Linked DNA regions of Homo sapiens: regions 2 and 3 are each linked to region 1. A link is a contact called in ENCODE Hi-C or POLR2A ChIA-PET data. All regions are on one chromosome and are shown on one strand. The core of a region is the stretch at or near the end of the contact, and the rest is flanking DNA. Distances in the headings are between cores, read along the strand shown. Region 1 overlaps COPS8-DT (COPS8 divergent transcript). Region 2 has its middle 200 kb from the start of COPS8-DT. Region 3 has its middle 260 kb from the start of ACKR3.

Region 1 (2,700 bases), core at 41-2,540:
TCATGGTCTCCTGGGCAGTCTCATCTACTCTGTGACTCCGGCTCTTGCCCCCTAGGCCACTCTAAATGCCACCTCCTAATGTGCCCAGGGCTCCGAGGGAGTGCACGGTGCACAGCGGCCTCTCAGCAAATACCCCTGAAATGAATGCACCCTGGGCTTCCCATGCCTCCTTCTTGTCCCTGGACACACTGCACTCCCCCATGAGCTCCCTCAGATCCTTCCTCCCTTCCTTGCCCTCCCCAACTCCATGTTTCCCACCAGGGTTAACTCTGTCCTTGCCAAGCCCGATCCTGTGGGCCGTCACTCCATCCTCTTTCATGTTCCTCCCTTCAGTTTCTTTTTCCTCTGGTGACTTCTCGGCACCGATACTCTGCTCATCCATTCCTGGGCCCCCTGCTCTCGGGCCGCTCGGCACTTCTGGTAGACACAGCCCACCTGGTCTCCATTCCCAATGAGGCCATCTGCGGCTGCTCAGTATCTCCCATACCCTGTTCATCTCTCTCCTCCAAATGACCTGGCCTCCTGGCCTCCTTCTTAGTAAGTTAATGAAATTTCTCTCGCCACTCTTCCCTTCTTCCTTTGGGAACAGAGCGTGCATCTCCTTCTTCACTCAGGTGAGTCCCTCTGTCTGGCTCTGAATTCCATCCAATAGATCCAGGCTCTGGGGCTCCCAGTCATCCCCTCCTCCCGGTGTCTGTTGCTTCTTCTGTCACTGCCTCCTTCCCTTCAGCCTGTCCACCTGCTCTGTGGTTTCAGGTATTTGCACACACACCACAGCCAAAGGCACACACCTTTCTGGGACCCGGTTTAGTGTCAGGAAACCACCTTATCTCTTTGTGCTGCTTTCCATTGATTCAATGCATGTAAAGTGTTTAGAATAGATGATGGATATTAGTGAGCGACCATCATCATCATTGTAATTTTTGTAGCAAACATTCTTAAATGTTTGTCCAAGTTCACCACCTCCATTTCCTCCTCCTCCAAAAGCCCCTGAAATCTCAGAAGCCACAGCCTAGCTTTGATTCTGCCACACCCTGAAGGTATTCTGACTAAGATAATCACTGGCATCCCAGTCACCAAATCTAAAGGAGGATTTTGGCCCTCGTCATACTCTACCTCCCCATCAGCTTCAGATCCAGCTGGAGCCTCTCTCTTTTTTCCCTGAAATGCTCTCCACCTTCCTCAGATTGGGCAGCCCGTACCCACAGCTGACCCCACCCCCAAGCACAGCTGAGGCTCCTCCTCATCTCTCTGACCTTGAAAGTCAAGGTAATCCTTGGTCATCGTTGGAGTCATCAGGGCTCAGTCCTCTGAGCCCCTCTCTTTTCTGTCCTCACTCACCCCTACGGGACCTCATGCTGTTTCCTGGCTTTAGATATCATCTATATCCTGACCACTGGCAAATATACTCGCTGGCCCTGGCCTTCCCCTTGAATTCCAGACTGGTGCACCTGAGCTTCTCCTTGACATCTGCTGCTCTCGGACATTCAGTGGGCATCTGAAGCTCACCATGTTTGAATCAGACTTCTGATGTTTCCACCAAACCTGTTCTTCACATCTGTCTCCAATTTCAGTGAATTCTTCCAATTGCTTAAGTTTGGAGCGAACGTTCATTCCTCTCTACTTCTTACACCCCACATGAAACTACCTAGCAGATTATGTTGGTTGGCTTGAGAATCAGGTCACATTCTCCCCCCTATACTAACCCACCCTGCTCCAAGCCCCTATCAGCTTCTCCCAGCTCCCCACAATAGCCTTTTAATGATCCTCCTGCATCAGATCTAGCTCCCCTGCCCTCTCCCCTCTGCATTGCTATAGCCTTCTGTCAACATCAGTAAAATTAATATCAGTTTTGTCAGTTAAGTCAGCCACAGGGATCCTGTTACAATCAGATCATGTCATTCCTCTGAGCAAAACTCCCCCCTGGCCTCCAGCTCACTCCTTCCAGACCAAAGTCCTCATGACGTGCGAGGCTGTGAGTGGCCCTGTCATACTGACTCATCTCTTACTTCTCTTCCCCATTCCTTCTGTTCAAGCCAACTGCCCTATGCACTATGCCCTGAACACGCGACACACCCCTGCTTTGTGTCTGTGCACATTCTGTTCCTTCTGTTCCCGAAGGTATTTGCATGGCTCCCTCCCTGACTTCCTTCGACCCTTCATTCACACCTTCTTAGTGCATCCTTCTCTGGCCAGGGACACTATGATTTCACCCCTCCTCCCTTCACTACATAGCCACTTCTCCTCTTTGCTTTAAATATTCTTATACTAACACTTAATAGCTAACATTCTACGTGTTTTATTATTTATCTTGTATATTGTTGGTCTCCCCAGTGTCTTACTAGAATAGAAGCTTCATGATGCAGGGTTTTTTTTGACAGCTTTCCCACCCCAGAAATAGAAACAGAGCCCAACCCATAGTTGGAACTCAATAAATAGCTATACAATCAATAAGTGAAGATTCTTTTTAAAACCTTTTTCATATGCCCATCTTCTGCTCCATAGACTTTGGTGTCCCCTTATCTCATTGATATTTTCTTTAGGGTATTTTATCCATGCCCTGGGCTTCACCTGGAATGACACCATGTGATGGAGAGCAATATTGTCCCATAGCTTTTATTTCTTCCTGAAACCACACCCTTTTCAATACAACTTTGAAGCAGAAGCAGAATATACATTCTCCAGCCAACTGAAGATGGA
Region 2 (2,700 bases), core at 20-2,519, 140 kb after region 1:
GCCATTGAGGCTCAGGAGGAGGCAGGGACCACATGGTGCGTTTCTAGACAAGCAACCGCCCAGCCGTCCCCTCGCCATAAACCCAGCCCGTTATTTGCAGCAGGCCACACAGACGCAGGGGAACAGGGCCTCTGCTTCTCTCTCAAGGACTGGAGTGGGGCTGTAATTCTTTGAAATCCAACAGCCCATTTAGTCATTTCATTTTTGCTGATCCAGCAGGCGGAATGGAGGCCCAGGAGTGAGCCTGGGTCTCTGGCTGCAGAGAGAGGAGTTCCAGCAGCTCCAGGCTCAGGTGCGTTTGCGCTGTGGCCCCCACAAACGGGGGCCCGCTGCCCCACATACTGAGTCTCTCTCAAGCTTCCTGAAATGACCGTGTGGGTTGTCTGGGCTGCAAACCTCCCAGTGACTACTCATCTCTCAGAGTAAATTCAAAGTCCTTGCAATGCCTCCATGCCCACATCCTCAGACCCTTCTCACCTTGTGGTTCCTCCCACTCCACGGCACGCAAGGCCCTCGCTGGTGGCAGGGCCTGTGGGCAGAATTCTCTTCTCCCAGGGGAGCACCTGGGGAATCCCCTCATTACCTCCCAGTCTTTGCTCCATTCCCTTTGCACCAAGGCCCACCAGGTCGGCTGTACTGGTCTGATGCTTCACTCAAGGCTCTATTCCTGTTTCCTTGGCACATGTCACCTTTTGGCTCATGAAGATGGACTGACACCTCCTCGATGGGGTATGTGCATTCCTTGTTTCCTCATAGCACATAAGTGCCGTGAGGACTGGGGCCTTGTCTGCATCTCACTCGTCTATTCCCAGCACCTAGAAGAACCATGGGCACACAGGGAAACAGGCAGCGAGTGTGTTTCCATCCAAAACAGCATCTCCAGTGTGTTTTTCTCTCTCAGCCCTTCCTTTCCAGAGTGGGAGAGAGGCCAGGACAGGCAGTCTATGCGCAAAAAAGTCCTTTAAATAAGGAAGGTAAAGATCCGGTTTTACGGCACTACCCCTACAGGAATTCCAGGCTTTCATAGAAACAAGTCCACATCCCTGTGCTGAAGTCTGCCGAAAGGAGGCCTCTCAACAGTGGGTGATAGTCCACAGTTTACAAGCGCTGGCTCCAGGCCTGACCAGAGAGGACCCCGAGCCGTGTTCCCCCTGCCTTCACTCTGCATTTTCTGGTTCAATTCAGGTCATAGCAGACTGTGGCTGTTATTCTAGCATGGTTACTAGCATATAAATATTTGTCAAGTGTTTCATTCAAATGCCTCTTCCAGGAAAAGAGGGTGGAGGGCCAGCCACGTGCCATTGGATGTTAAGGAAAGGTTGTTCCAGCAAATAAAACATGTGGCCTGAGACTTATGTACGAGGATGTTCAATACAATCTTACTTATAACAGTGAGAAAAGTACAAGCAACTTAAATAACCAATGGCAGAAGCATGGCCAAATAATTTATGGTACAACCATAATACAGTGTATTATGAACCTATAAAAATTATATTCTCATGGAATATTAAAGGTCATGGGGAAAGTCTATGAAAATGCAAAAGAAAAATATTAAAATATTCTCAGAAGCTATATCTGAATTGTATGTTTATAGGTAATTTTATTTTCATTTTTATACTTTTCTATTTTTAATGTTTTTTATAAGACTCATATATTACTTTTATTCTCTGGGGAAATAATGAATGCTGTCTTAAAATAAAGTGAACACAGTCTTGAGTAATAAGCTATGATGGATTATCCACACTACTTTGTTGAATTCAATATTTGGGAACAATATAAGCAAGTAACCAGCAGTGTCCTGTGCACCAACCTGGTTGGAAACTGCCCAGGTCTTATACACAATGTCACTGTGTCCTTGGGCTGAGGGGAAGCTCCCTGAACTTTGGTGGGTGATGATTCGGAAGAGGGTGAACTTCCCTTCTTAGTAGAAGAAGGTGCCCTAGGCCCTGGATGGGGCCTCAAGACCAGCCTTTTCCTCGGCTGTTCCTTGTATTAGGTTGGTGCAAAAGTAATTGCACTAAAATGCATTAAAAAATGGCAAAACCCGCAATTACTTTTGCACCAACCTAATACCTTAGAGACCCAGAATTCTCTCCCTCGCCATGTCCTAACATTCTCTCAAGCTTCTTTCCTCCTGCGTTGTCACGAGACCAAATGGAAATCTGGAAGAGGTGAGAGTTTGTCTTCAGAGCTTGGTGATAAAGTGGAACCAATGGCATCGCACTTTCTGGCTCCGAGTTTGCTTTCAGCCAGCAAAATTCCTGCCGACAGAACCCTCTGTGGCTCCAGCAAACATAAACAATATCTCTAAGAAACAACTGTTTGATTAATGCAGCCAATTCCAGCAAACAATTTCAAAATTCCATGGAAAAACAAAAGCCAGTAGAAAGGCCAAGCCAGATGCTGGACCTGGGGACACAGCAGAGGCGTCCCGGCTGCCATTCTGCCCACCATGACCTGTGGACACCACCAGCCACAGTCAGTGCAAACAGGTAGACTGTTCAGCTCAGTCGGTGAAGACTCCATTTCCTCAATTCGTTTTATTTATTGCTTTGGAAAACACTCATTGGCCAGGAAAATGGGCGTGTCCAGTAATGATTAAGCTCTGCAGCATAAAATAGAACCCATGCGCCTTACAGATTTATTACAGATTTATGGAAATGATGAGAGAGCTCCATGTACTTGAGCTCCAAGTGAGGG
Region 3 (2,700 bases), core at 71-2,570, 200 kb after region 1:
TGCTGTGTGTGAGTAGAGAGGAAACAGGTTTTCCTTTTACGTGGGTTCCGCAGATAGATTGAAAATGGCAAGCTTCCCCCATTGACACTGTGGCTTCCTCCACTGAAAATGGCAAGCTTCCCCCACTGACATTGTGGCTTCCCCCACTGACACTGTGGCTTCCCTCCAGGAGCTGGGAGCTGCACAAGAGTGCATGTCCGCACGTGTGCCCTGAAACTAGGGAGATGTGCGGGAAAAGGCGCAAAAGCAATTGCAGGAATCAGATGATGGCCTAGGGCACTGGCAGGGGGCTACAAAGAAAGGGCCTGCATGGGGATATATTTGGGAATTATGTTGACATTGACAGGGAGGTGTCTGCCTGAAGCTGGTATGAGTCTAAGATCTGCAGAAGAAACACAGGGAGGGTTGGGGGGAGGTCACAAATGACGGTTTAGCCACATGGACTGTAGAAGACCTCCCAGATGTACTATCAGGTATAGACGTGGATTCTGCCAAAGCCCTACAAGTGCCAAATCAGATGAAGAGTGCGAGGACAGACACTGCCGCCCACCAGGGCTTCAAAGAAGGAGAGGAAGCCACTAGGAAGACCCCAGAAAGGGGGTTCTGGGTAGAGGCAAGAGCTGTGCGTGCAGCCACAAGCCTGCTCTCCCCTCTGAACCCATGGGAATGCACCCGGAATCTCAATCACAAAGCTGTAAAATTACCTAAGCTCGGAAACTGAGACTATAAATCAGTGATTTCCCAGACTCTGGAAAGAATTCCCACTCAACGCTACCTGAACAGAGCTAGTAGGAGCCGACGTGGTTAAAATCACATAGAACTGATTCAAGTGGAGAGAGACTGATGCTGGAATGGAAGAGATTCGAAATGGGCTTCAGTATGAATAAGACCTTGATAGCTACAGAGAATGCAGCCCAGCCAGGAAACCAGGGGAATGTTTACCAAAAAGCACCCGGAGAGCTGGCTCTTTGGTTAAATAAGTAAATAAGATTACATCTTCACTTTAACTATACCCAACAAATTTAGGTGAATCAATGAGTTAACAACAAATTCCAAAGTATATGAATATTGTTCTAATCTCTGTCTAAAGAAGGGCCTACTATAAGCAAATAAACCACTTACACAAATTATTTTAAATATCAACAAAGGTGAAAGCCAAATCAAGAGAATGCATTACAGAAAGGAGTAGCCAACACTGTGTAAACCACATCTGATCACTGGGGTGCAATTGGAACTGAGTCTGGGAGAAGAGGCAAGATTTAGACAGGTGTGGCTTGGGAAGGGAGTTCCAGGTGGCCCGGACAGCATGAGGCCTGGCAAGAGGACAGCCAGGCCTTGGGTTCGCCTGGCTTAATTATCAAGTTACAAAAGTCCTACATAAACAAAGGCCACCTGGATAAGTGGCACAGCCGGCCTAACCTCATCTCCTTATGACTGTCAATATTGACATTTGTAGACTCTTTGAAAACAAATTTAATTACTCAAGCAAATAATATCCTCCATGCAGGAAAGTAGGTTCAATCCAAATATCTGATTCATGATATTTACTTTGTTAGAGAGAATTGCCACTTTGAGAAAATAAGCCCTTGATATTTTTAATTGCTTGCATGCAGATTTGGTTTTCTAATTATTTTCTCCTTCATCAAACACAACCAAAGAGCAGCCTTTTGCATATTGCATCCAAGAGAGGCAAGATACCTTCAAAGAAAGATTTCTCCCGTCGGGGAAAGAAAAATAATTAAGACAAGAATAATGCCACCAGACTTGCTGTCATCCTCCCTGGATGGTATTTCAAAGAAACAATCCAATCTGCCCTTAAATACAAATGGGCTTTGTTTCATCTCATACACTTTTTTCAGGATACAAATACTTTTGAAAAACCTGGGAACCAGATTTATAGAGCTCATGATACGTCCATATTTTAAAATGTCATTTTATTTCCTGCTATTCAAGAAAGAAATGAGCCACTTACACACACACACAAAAAGGGTTAGAAGAAAATATCCTTCTAGTAATTATGACCTTGTTTATTTCCTGTGTCTTTTGATTAAAATGGTACACAGGAGGCTGGATTCCATTCCTACCCAGTGCAGAAATTCTCAAAGCCCTTTCATCGAAATGAAGCAGAAGCAGGTTTTCTTACTGACAGATCCGTGATTCAAAATGATATTATTCACAACAACAACAAAATGATCCCATGACCATCTATCAACTTCAGCATTCAGGAACATGTTTAACATGTGCTGATTCAGGCTCGCCTCCCCAGCACACACCCACCTCCAGGGCTTTCTTAGGCCTTTCTGGGCCTCTCCCAGGCAGGAGAGGTAATCCCTATAGAATCTCCATTGCATGGAGCCCTGATTTGAAAGATCAGAGCCTGGATTCTAATTTGCAGTTTTATTAATGGCTTCTCACCCTCGATAAAGTGATTTTCTTCCTTTTAACTAAGGTGACAGTCTTTGTTTACAGAGCTGATTAAACGTTCCTTTCCTATTCAATCTGTTGTAGGGCGAAGACAAATTCCAATTCCACTGAAAGGTACTGCTGCACACAATGGGACCCTCGTGAGGGAGATAAGAATTCATTTTTTCATTTTTATTTTTCATGACACTGGCAGCCAGATGGACACAGGCACCTGGTGACAAAGCTGAGAATTCATTTGCCATTGAAAGAAGCCCACAGGCGGCTCAGGATGTAAAT

Evidence for each region. A loop is a pair of places that touch in the nucleus more often than their neighbours do. ChIA-PET counts read pairs that join two places held with the same protein, here RNA polymerase II (POLR2A). Pooled maps may share reads with other maps.
Region 2: a map of endothelial cell of umbilical vein shows a loop between it and region 1 (3-fold over the local background). The contact joins two enhancer-like sites. A Hi-C loop is called at or near these places in 7 of 168 maps with a recorded cell type or tissue (CD14-positive monocyte, CD4-positive, alpha-beta T cell, Caco-2 and 4 more) and 5 of 50 pooled maps. POLR2A ChIA-PET finds 5 or more read pairs at or near these places in 1 of 52 experiments (activated T-cell).
Region 3: a loop to region 1 is called in a map of PC-9, with 17 times the contacts of the local background. The contact joins two enhancer-like sites. A Hi-C loop is called at or near these places in 6 of 168 maps with a recorded cell type or tissue (Caco-2, HepG2, PC-3 and 3 more) and 5 of 50 pooled maps. POLR2A ChIA-PET finds 5 or more read pairs at or near these places in 1 of 52 experiments (Panc1).

The regions. Positions count from the first base shown.
Region 1 is chr2:237,024,566-237,027,265 of GRCh38, reverse strand. The region is part of intron 1 of COPS8-DT (COPS8 divergent transcript); the gene reads left to right. Among named protein-coding and RNA genes, the nearest start is that of COPS8-DT, 60 kb to the left of the region's middle. Within about 2 kb of position 1,290, at least 2 of the 41 ENCODE cell types and tissues checked have a DNase peak (open chromatin) inside an H3K27ac peak, as active enhancers do.
Region 2 is chr2:236,886,225-236,888,924 of GRCh38, reverse strand. No RefSeq gene overlaps it. Among named protein-coding and RNA genes, the nearest start is that of COPS8-DT, 200 kb to the left of the region's middle. Within about 2 kb of position 1,269, at least 10 of the 41 ENCODE cell types and tissues checked have a DNase peak (open chromatin) inside an H3K27ac peak, as active enhancers do.
Region 3 is chr2:236,823,716-236,826,415 of GRCh38, reverse strand. No RefSeq gene overlaps it. Among named protein-coding and RNA genes, the nearest start is that of ACKR3, 260 kb to the right of the region's middle. Within about 2 kb of position 1,320, at least 4 of the 41 ENCODE cell types and tissues checked have a DNase peak (open chromatin) inside an H3K27ac peak, as active enhancers do.